2 separate regions of the Homo sapiens genome follow, and region 1 is linked to region 2. Evidence: chromatin loops called from intact Hi-C (ENCODE). Cell type or tissue: PC-3. All regions are shown on one strand. Links, peaks and the distances in the headings refer to the core of each region. The heading gives the core; the rest is flanking DNA.

Region 1 (5,381 bases), core at 55-5,054, 78 kb after region 2:
CAAACTATGGAAAAAGAAATTTATTAGGAGACTATTTGGAGTCCATTGTTGTGCTAATTAATGGGTGACTGGTCACCAGGAACCACTACCGCAGTCTCATAGCAGGCATGGTATGGCTGGTAGGTCACCTCCACACAGCAAATGTTTTAAGTTTCTTGGTCTCTGTGCTCAAGAGTTTAATTCTAGGGGGAAAGCATTTGATTGGCCTAATGTGGGCCTCAAGGGAAGGAAGGCTTTTAATGACAGCCCCCAAAGACTAAATCCAACGGGAAAGAGATCTTCCTTTAAAAGGAAATTGGGGTATTGTTAGGACGTGAAATGGATGCTGGTCAGAAAAAACAAAACAAACCAAACCAAATTATCCCTACACTAAACTTACCAATTGCCTTTTCTTCTCTTTACCTTGTAAACCTGTCAGTGCCCAGTCACTGTAGACAACCTCACCGGCAACATGCTGCCCACACCTAGAATAGGAGCCCATGGGGCAGAATAATGGAGACCGTCCCATTCCTTACAGTTTGTATAATGCTTGCTCAAGTATATTGAACTCTGCCAGTCCTGGAATCAAAACATTTTAGTCTTAGAACAAGAACTGAGAGGTTTTCATACTGACTTTCACTCATTCTCCATTCTCCTTAATTCTCCTCAAATGCATAGAAATCCTGTGTTTCATGTGTTCATTCATTCTTCTATGCAACCACTATTTATGGATGGCAACCCTGTGCTAGACATTGTTCTAGGTGCTGAGGAAACAAAAGTGAAGTGGAAAGACATATCTGCCCTGGTGAGGCTGGAAGGAGCAAGCAAGGCTGGAGTTGGACTTTAGATCTTATCTGAAATGCAATAGGAAGCCACTCAAAGCTTTTGGGCAGGCAAGAAACATGATCAGATCATATTTTTAGACACATTATGCAAACTGGTATATAGAGAATGGACTGCAAGGAGAAATGAACCAGGCCAAGAGGCCAGTCAGAGGACCAGTGTAGTAGCTAGATGAAAAAAAAAGATGGTAGCCTGGACTAGTTTGGTGGCCAAAGAGATAAAGAGATGTGGACAGAATGAAGAGATATTTCTGAGGCAAAATGAATGGGGTGGGGTAGGGGGAGTGGTGGTAGTACAGGAAAGAAAAGAGTCAAAGATAACTGATTTTTCTGGCATGAGTGACCAAGTAAATGGTGACTACAATGGGTAACCCAAGAGGCCTTGGCTAGAGGGCAAGCAGAGTAAAGGATGAATTACCTTTGGGTCAGTCTGAGCACATGTGCAATTCTCATGTCAAGTATGGAGTAGACTGTCTAAATCTGAAGCTCAGGAGAGAGATCCAGCATGTGAAGTCACCAGTGGCTACAAGGCCAAGGAGTTAGAAGACACTGCCCAAGGAGAGTACAGATTGAACAGAGAGGGATATCAACACTGGACTTACATATTTTAAATGAAGAAACTCCGGAATATTTTGCCTCAAAAACTGTGACTTCTGTATTCCACGGACCACTACATTAATTTTTCTCTTCTATTGCAGCTTTTTATAGTCTTCAACAACAACCAGTCCCTACATTTAAGAAGGTTAATAACTGAGACAGCCTTCCTGGTGGATCCATCATTTGGCCCAGCTTGTAGAAAGATTCCCAACTAGCTCTAATTAGTTCCATCTTATTTGGAGGCAGAGGTATTCCTCATCATACCCATATCCTCATATAAATTGTCCAGGTAAGTTGCCCACCTTTATTTCAAGGGCTTAGAGATATGCAGGGCCACTGGACCCAGGACTGCACAGGGTATGGGGTGGTGATGGTGGTAAGGTGGAGCTTACCTTTAAAGACAGCCCAGCCCTGACTGAGTCCCTTCTACTCTATTCCTTATTCCTCATGGCAGATTTAAGGACCCCACTCCCTCTACCCAGTCCTCTCTGGTCCTACTTGCCCCTCTCCTGGCTGTCTTCCTTACCCTAGGGCTAAATTATACAGTCATTGGATATGGAAAGATTGTACTTTGAGTCTTTATTTCTGTTCCCATCTGAAGTGCCCTAGGTACCAGGGAGAAAGAAGACGAAGAAGGACATATACCAGAAGCACATTAATAGGCTGCTGAAAAACTCTGCCACACTTTCAGATGACAGGTCACCTACAGATAAATGATTCAAGGATCAACCAAGTTCTGAAGTTTTTTTTTGTTTTTTTTTTTTGGGATAGAGTCTCACTGTGTCACCCAGGCTGGAGTGCAGTGGCGTGATCTCAGCTCACTGCAACCTCTGCCTCCCGAGTTCAAGTGATTCTCCTGCCTCAGCCTCCCAAGTAGCTGGGATTATAGGTGCCTGCCACCAGGCCTGGCTAATTATTTTTTGTATTTTTAGTAGAAACATAGTTTCACTATGTTGGCCAGGCTGGTCTTGAACTCCTGACCTTGTGATCCACCCGCCTCAGCCTCCCAAAGTGCTGGGATACAGGTGTGAGCCACCATGCCCGGCCAGTTCTTAATACTGCCAGGAGTGCTTTAGAAGGCTGGGAATATGGGGCGAAAGATTAGACACCCAAGCTGTTGAAAACCACACAGAGTTTCAGTAAATATATGCACAATTTGAAAAATATATTTGCAAAAATCTAGGTGTCTCCGGTCTAGTCCTTCCTATTAATCAAATAAATTACCGAGCTTCATGGCCCAGTCTATGATCCTAGTTCTGACCGCTGCTGCCCGTAAAGGCCTCAATGAATTCCTCTCTGAGCTTCCAGACTTCCTTGGCTGGTGACTTGTTCCTCTTGGGACAGCTTTTGCTTGAGCTGAGCAGCCTGGCCCCCAGCTGTGCAGGGCCCTCTCTCCGGTGAGAGGAAACGCTTTCAGCTTAGTCTGTTAACACAAACATTCAAAAGCAAACATTCAAAAGCCACAGATCATGTTCGCATAAATAAAATAGGATTGAGAAAAGCTTTGCCCCAAGAAACCAAAGGGGTGTTTAAAAAACAGCTCTTGCTTTCCAAGTAGGCAGGCAGCAAAGCCACAGCAATTCCAAAGGTTTGTGTGCTTGGTAGAGCTGGGTGGCTGCAGCCGCAGGCCTTTGAAGAGGAAATGCCATCCCTGGTACAGGCAGGCGGCCAACCCATGAGTCCTGAAAGTACCAGAGAGAAGCAGAAAGCAGGGGAGCACAGTTAGGAAGTGAAAAGGGAGAGGAAGGCACCAAGGAGATAAATGAGGAGACTCTTCTTATCTAGAGTTCCCACCCCAGACCTAAGAGCTACAGGACAGAGGAACTCACTGTGCCTGACAGAGCTGGGGCCTGGTGAGTCCTAGGTGGCGGGCACAGCCCAGAGTGACTAAGGCTGTGAGGAGGGGTGTGCGCCGTCACTGAGGGGTGGAGAGGGGTGGTGGTGTCTGGGCTGGGAGATGCCTTTGCTTTGAAAGCTTTGGAGGAAATTAACTTTACAAGGTGCCTCCCTGTCTCCCAGAGTTATTAAAAGAAAGGAGGGAGCAAAGAAGAAATGGAAAAATGGTAATACCTCAGGAAGGGCTGTGTGATCCCAACTGGAGGAAATGGGAGGCAGATGAAGTGACGAATGTGCAACCTCTCCTAAGGGAGGAAGAGCTCTGAATGTGACCTTGTGCAAATGGAAAAAAAAAAAAACAAACAAACAAAAACACACACAAATCCAACAAGAGCCAGTGTGACTAACGAGAAAACACACACACATGCAAACACACACACATACAGCCCTTTGAAGATCTAGAAATGAGTGACTAATTAAATAGCCTAAAAACCTCCAAGTGCATAAAGTTTCTGTCAGTACTCCTGTTTCAATAAAGCAGCAGTGAAAGCCCATAGAATGGCAGGAGTGGATGAGTTACTATAAATCATGGGGTCACCAGAAGGTATAAATCTGGGAGTCTTTGAGAGTCATTATAGTTTGGGCTCATAGATAGATATCTAGGCATTGATTGCTCTTTCACCGATAAAGAAAACAAAGTACTGGATCTAAAAATTCTTCTAAAAAAAGAGAATTCAACTGAAGCTACATATTTCATGGAGCATGAAGCCAGCTGTTTTCCTGCATGTTAAAAAATAAGTATTTAATTAAAAAAAAAAAGACCTCTTGCCTGACCATAACCAGATCAGGCAAGGCCACCTTGCCTATGAAGGCTAGAGTGTCCGTTATGACCTTGCATGTGTTGGTTTGCGCAGTTTCTGTTCTGAGGTATGTCAGTGAGGATACTCAGTGGTGTTGTCAGGACAAGGTTAGGACACTGTATTTAAAAGTTGAATAATTTCCTAAATATCTTTTAATCTCTCCTTGATCCATATTAAGCTCACTAATATTTTCAGTCTATATCAATCTCTTGAGTACTAGGTTCCATAAGGTTACTGCTTCATTCACTTTCTACATTTTTGTGTATCCTGAAGTTACTTTAGCTACATTTCTAGAGAAGCCCTCATGCTCTACCATTCTCAGATTTAATAAATTGGCTGATAGAAACAAGATCCCCCCAAAAATCTCAACAGACTGGAATGATAAAAAGGATTAAGAATAAATTAGGAATTTTGAACTGAGGTTCAGTAATCAGCCAGTTAACTATGGAATGATGGTAAAAAAAAGATGGATGCTGCCACTTAATGGTCAACCATGGGATGTGGTGATCTCAGGCTGCTTTAATGGAAACATAAGGTCCAGGACAAATGGTGGATAGCGCCAGCTTAATTCTACCTTTCAAATATATTAAGTTATGTTCCAGACACAAAGCTTTAAACGGTACAAGGACATTTGAATATTACATCAAAAAAGAATGATGAGAACATGAAGTGATTAAAAACCATAGTCCAGGCCGGACGCAGTGGCTCACGCCTGTAATCCCAGTACTTTGGGAGGCCGAGGTAGGCAGATCACAAGATCAGGAGTTCGAGACCAGCCTGGCCAACATAGTGAAACCCCATCTCTACTAAAAATACAAAAATTAGCCGGGTGTGGTGGTGCACACCTGTAGTTCCAGCTTCTCGGGAGGCCGAGGCAGGGGAATCGCTTGAACCTGGGGGGCGGAGGTTGCAGTGAGCCAAGATCGTGCCACTGCTCTCCAGCTTGGGCAACAGAGTGAGACATTGTCTCAAAACAACAACAAACAACAACAAAAACCAATCAAACAAAAAAAAAAAACCGAGTCCATGAAAATAGACTGTATGTCTGTGTGCGTGTGTGTGTGTTTCTGTAGGGAGAGGTGGAGAGGGTAGAGTAACTGTCTTGACACATTTGAAGGTGAGGAGTGGCTTCAGTGGGAAGAACTAGAAACAAATGAAAAGAAATTTCAAGGAACTCAGTATAAGGGGAAACTTTTCTAACTATCAGAACTGCCAGAATGGAATGTACTGCCTCAAATGATAAGTTTCCCATCACTGCGGGTATTGA
Region 2 (5,381 bases), core at 181-5,180:
TGAATTTTGTTGTAACTTTTGTTCATTATGTATATTTTAATCAAGCAATAAAAACAGTGGCTAACATTATTGAACATTTACAGAGATCATTTTGTTTAACTCTCATTAGCACCCAGGAGGTAGGTATAATTGTCATCCACATTTCAGAGATAAGAAACTGATATTTGAAGAGTTTAACTAACTCACCCTTTAGTTTTACTGGTATAAATAATGGAGCTGGCATCTGACTCCAAAGCTTGTACTATAATTACCCAGCATTAGGTCACTTTTTAATTAACCAGTGTAAAACATTTTACCTATTTTCATCCATGTACACATGTGTAAGGGGTGGATGTTTATCCATAAAATTTTATGTTTAAAGAAGAATCTCATATCTGCAAGGGTTAATAACAACACAAACTATAGATAAAGAGTAGCTTCAGAATAATTCACTTTGACTTTCAGCAAGCCAGGTGCTCAGAAGTAAGGGATTCAACTGGTTGATCCCTAGGAATAGCTCCAAGCCAGAAATTCTATCATTCTATAATTTAGATTTGCATTTCCCAAAATGGATTCTGCAGAATTCTGGTCTTAAGAGATGCTTCACAGAAGTTTGAGGAACACCATAAACTAAAAGAGCCACCATACACAAAAGTGAATATCCTCTTTTGGAGATTCATAATTACATTCACATAGTGTAAGCTCTGAGAAGTCCTCCAGAGCACTGGATCACACAAAATGAAACAGGTCTCCTTATTATAAGACTTAGCAAGAAAACCTTTTTCATTTTGCAGAGCCTGGGGTACCCTGAAAATATCTGGGCATCGAACTCCTGTTCTACATAAATATTTTAAATATTTCATGGAACTGGTTCCACAGAAAAGACTTAGGCTAGAACTCAAATTGGGCAGTTGAAACATTTTTGTATTATGTGGCAAGCTATGAAAAGTGAACTTTTGAGATTTTTCCTAAAACTGTCACTCTGTATGAAAGCATGGGTTTTCATAAAGGTTTTTAGTCAAAAGCCATATTATCTAAGCACTGTACAGACTGCTAAGTATTTTTGTCTCTCTTTCAGCATGGAATAAACTTTTTATTACACTACACCACTCTAAATGTTATGTCCTTCTATTCTTCAAAATTCCTTCTAGACTAAAGGTTCTCAAATTTTACCATCCTCAGAACCACCTGGAGTGCTTGTTTAAACAAGAGTTGCTGAACCCCTCTGCCACAGTTTCTCATTCAATAGATCTGGAAAGAGGCCTGGGATTTTACATTATTCACAGTTCCCAGGGAATGCTAATGCTGCTGCTCAGGGACCATACCACTCTTGTGTTAGATGTAGACTTCTTGTGTTAGATGTAGACCATGAAGTGGACACGGAAGGCACCTGGTTCATCTCTGCTTCCATCATCAAGGGCTGTTATCTTTTCTCCTGCTTTCTGTTAAGCCTGAATCTTGGATATCCTGCCAAATATTTATGTTCTTTGTGCTTTGCATTTTTAAATTACAAACGTTTTTAAAACTTCCATCAGTGATGAAGAAAGGAGTTAAGAGAAATAAGAGTGTCTTTGAGCTTTAAGAGAAGAAGATATTCCAAAAATATTCAGCATTAATTTATATGAGTTAATCTCTTATTTCTCATTCAATCATATAAATTAAATTTCAGTAGAATGAGTTTATTCTTCCCACCTTGGAAGAGTGATTAAGTAATCATTTGTAAATATAAGTGGACAAGTTTTATATCATTAACACTTCGACTGGGGATCCATTCACTGGAACCCAGAGCTCTTCCAGACCTTTAATTTCTATAATAGAATATTCTATGATGCTAGAGAATCTATACTGCCAAGGGGCTCTTTAAAATGGTGACTAAATGTAGCTACAGTGTCATAAAATCCTCAGCATGTCTGGTATAGTAGATGTGTTCCTGGGAAATTGCAAGTCAAATTACCGTCAATTGGATTCTATTTACATATTTACATATTCTATATTTTAGATATGCCCAACTACCACTGTTTCCTAACTCTTTAGTTTAAATTTTCTGCTCCTTTCACCCCTCCCAAGACCTAATGACCTGTCTAGGAAACAAGGACAGAAATTAATCTTTGCTGAGACTCTTCTAAGGGTTACATTATTCAATCTATACCAAATCTGTGATGAGGGTTTCATCCAAAGAAAAGCTGAGGCCCAGAGGTTCTGGTCAATGGAGCAGCGGTAGCATGAGGCTGCCAAGTGTGCCCACTCCAAAGGCCCCTCTCCCTTCACCCCACCTCCTGAACTACTCTGCTCCAAGTTCTTGGTGATTCTTAAAATAGGGAGCTCCGTCCTTAAAGGATAATTAAGAGCTCCCCTTAAAGGGGAGAATTATTTGGTGTTGTGATGAATTGCCCATAATCGGTATGTTTTAAAAATTGTCATTTTCATAAATGTGTCTCCTTAGAGGTGAAAACATCTGAAACTGAAATTAAGTGAGAGAGGCAGCATGGGTGTTAGGGGGTAAAATTAAGTCAAACATTTTAGTCAGGAAGATGCAAAATGTTACATCTTTACAGACCATTGTTTAATAAGCCCAGTGAATAACCCAAGTAAGTAATAATAAAAAACACACACACACACACACACCATTTAGAGGCTCTCCCTGAGCACGTATGTATTAACTTGAGGCTTAAGAAGGCAGACGTGTCATCTATCTGCTCTAGCCATTTGAAAGCAGCAACAACTTGCTAGCACTGACTGGATTACATAAAGCTGTTCATGGCAGAGTTCTTGGTAAAAAGGAAAACATCTTCTCTACCCAAGCTCTGAAACCTTGTGCAAACAAAGTTCTCTCAAGTAAGCTGAGCTCTGCCCACGGAGCATTCTTCAGGGCTTAGTCTATGTATAAGCTGAGTTACCTGCTATTATCCACACAATGTCAGGAAGGATTTTATGAATGTATGACCTTAGCTTTTAAAAGGTGACCACAGAAGTTGACAATGACCTAAACTACTCATGAATGTCAGGCTTTCAGAAAAGAAAATGTTACTGACAATCCAGGGGACTACATGGGGCTGCTCTGCACTCTGAAACCAGGCAGGGAATTGCTGGTTTTAATAGTTGCTGGGGTGTGAGAGACATGGCAATTGGGCTGCTCATGATACCTCTGGGAAACGGATTGTTAGAAATAAACAAGGTTTGTGAACAGAGCTCTACTACTCTGGGATCTGCTGGTTTTCACTGGCTAATTTCCCAGATTACTTCGGTAACTGTATGTCAACAGAAACCCAGCTTCTTCTGAGCACACTTAACCACCACTGTTTGCACAGAATGGAACCAACCCCTTGCTCATTCAGAGTGTTAGGATTTCTAGATCAGAAACACAGACCAATATGAGTTAAGTGAAGTTTCAACTTTCACTCCTTCTTGTAACATTTACTGATCACCTACTCCGTGCTAGGGCCTATGAGAGACATTAGTGATACAAAGATGATAAGGAGCTTTCTGCTCCTTCAAGGGGCTCAGTCTAATCCACAAAAATAAACATGAAATACACATGATGCTAAAATGGGACAGATGTTATGACAGAAGAGAGAACATCTTGGGAGATCAGAAGGCAGTAGCCTATGCATCGTGCTTCACAGAGGTGACATTTCAGTTGGGTGTTAACTGATGGCTAAGAAGGTAGAGAGATGATCATATGCAAACATGTGGCAGTGAGATAGAGCATGGCATGCTCAGGGAATGGCTATGGGTTGGCAAAAAAGAGAGTTTAGAGGATTGGGGAAGAAACAGCTGAGGGTCTGGGCCCTCTTAGCTAGGGCAAGAGTTTGAAGTGGACTTGGGAAATTGAAGGTTTCCAAGGAGGCTGAGGCATAGATTCACTGGGAAAGGGGTGCGAGAGGTGGGATGAAATCCCAAGGGGATAACTTGTCCTACCCAATATCCAATCCAAATACAACTGGACAAATCTTTGCTGAAAGAAGGCCCAAATCTAGTGATGAATAGTACTGGTTTCAGCTATTATCTCTGGAAAAAGTCATGGCTACTGTTTCTTTTATAGACCAGAAGAGAAAGAAAGCCCTCTCCTTTCCATTCACCTGGATACACTAGCCCTCTACATACTCTGGTCATCTTTTTTTCTCTACAATCTCACTTCTCCAGTGCATCTTCCACACTGCTATCAGAGTTTCATCTTAAAACACAACTTAAAAACCTGGTTTCTCAACGGCTATAGAATCTGAATCCCCAATTCTTTAGTACTCTTAGCTTTTCCTCGTACAATATACCTTTCATTTCTACATTGCTGTGCCTTTGCTCATGTAGGAATGACATGCCTTTCTCCCCTATTCTCAATGTATCATATTCTACTTGTCCAACGAAGTCTAGCATAATGGCCACTTCCTCAAGGAAGCTCCCTTAATTCTTCTCATCATCATTATATCTTCCTCTGACCCATATCATCTTGCTGGTTCCAGCTAAGACCCATGAACTCTGCCTTGTCTTTTAGATGATCTGTGGGAAGCTTCTTAGAAGCAGGCCTCTTAATTAGGTGGAAAGGAAAGAAGGGAGACCAGAAGGGAGGAAGAAGCTTGCTTTTGAGTAGACAAAATAACTGACTCTTGGACAAGAATCAGGTATTCAGAGTCAGTTGAACAGTAAGTAAGTAAAACAAGGTTGAAGGCCAAAGTAGATTATATTTTCCAAAGATGACCTCAACAAAATTTCCTAAGCTCTTCTATAGGTAGCCTCGCATCAAGAAATGGAGCCTAACTTCTCTCCTCTTGCATCTGGGATGGCCTTATGACTGCTTGAAACCAACAGAATGTAGCAGGACTTTTGAGGCTAGATGAGAAAAAAAAGAGGGCTTCCTCCTTGTTCTCTTGAAATTCTTGCTCTGAGGGGAGGCAGCTGCCATGTAAGATATCCAACCACCCTGAGACTAAGGTGCTGGAGAGACCACATTATGTATTCCAATAGATAGTCCCAGGTGAGCTCACACTTCCAGCCACCCCTACCAAGGTACCAGATGTGTGAGTAAAGTCACCTTAGAACCGCTCAGCCAGCCAAGCTAGCAGCTGGGTACCAATAAGTGACCTTAGTCATCTCCAGGAGGAACAGTAGAATCACTCAGAGGAGGCTTGCCAAACTGCTGGCCCACAAAATCCATGTTTTAAGTTACTAAGTTTGGGGGTAGTTTATTACACAGCAGTAAATACTGGAAAAGCCAGAGAGTGAATTTTTTACTCTGCTTTTTATTCCTAAAGCTAACCAGTCTTCTGAAAGAGTCAAAATCACTGTTCAAGATTAAAACTTTTGGGATCTCTAGAAATCATGTAGTTGCTTGGTGAGAAACAGGGAGTGACCTGGGTCCTAACTATGAAGATGAGGCCAGAAGAAACTGGAGGCCCAGAGGTTTGTTA

Evidence for each region. Peaks named below come from ENCODE experiments on the same cell type or tissue, not always from the same donor. Only the 100,000 strongest peaks of a DNase experiment are listed, where the experiment ranks them.
Region 1: it touches region 2 in a loop (5-fold over the local background); 2 of 110 quality-filtered maps call a loop at or near these places.

The regions. Positions count from the first base shown.
Region 1 is chr1:85,626,102-85,631,482 of GRCh38, forward strand. It overlaps LOC112268231 (a long non-coding RNA gene), which reads left to right. Exons shown (of 2, transcript XR_002958331.2): 1 at 1-1,707; 2 at 2,020-3,621. It overlaps LOC107985057 (a long non-coding RNA gene), which reads right to left and starts at 4,877. Exons shown (of 2, transcript XR_001738127.2): 1 at 3,489-4,877; 2 at 1-2,841. In PC-3, for the core only: no CTCF peak of the experiment used is centred there; DNase peaks (open chromatin) are centred at 2,900 and 3,270; H3K4me3 peaks cover 1,525 bases; H3K27ac peaks cover 2,957 bases.
Region 2 is chr1:85,548,165-85,553,545 of GRCh38, forward strand. It overlaps a transcript of DDAH1 not described here. Among named protein-coding and RNA genes, the nearest start is that of CCN1, 30 kb to the right of the region's middle. In PC-3, for the core only: no CTCF peak of the experiment used is centred there; DNase peaks (open chromatin) are centred at 2,857 and 3,227; H3K4me3 peaks cover 1,418 bases; H3K27ac peaks cover 2,651 bases.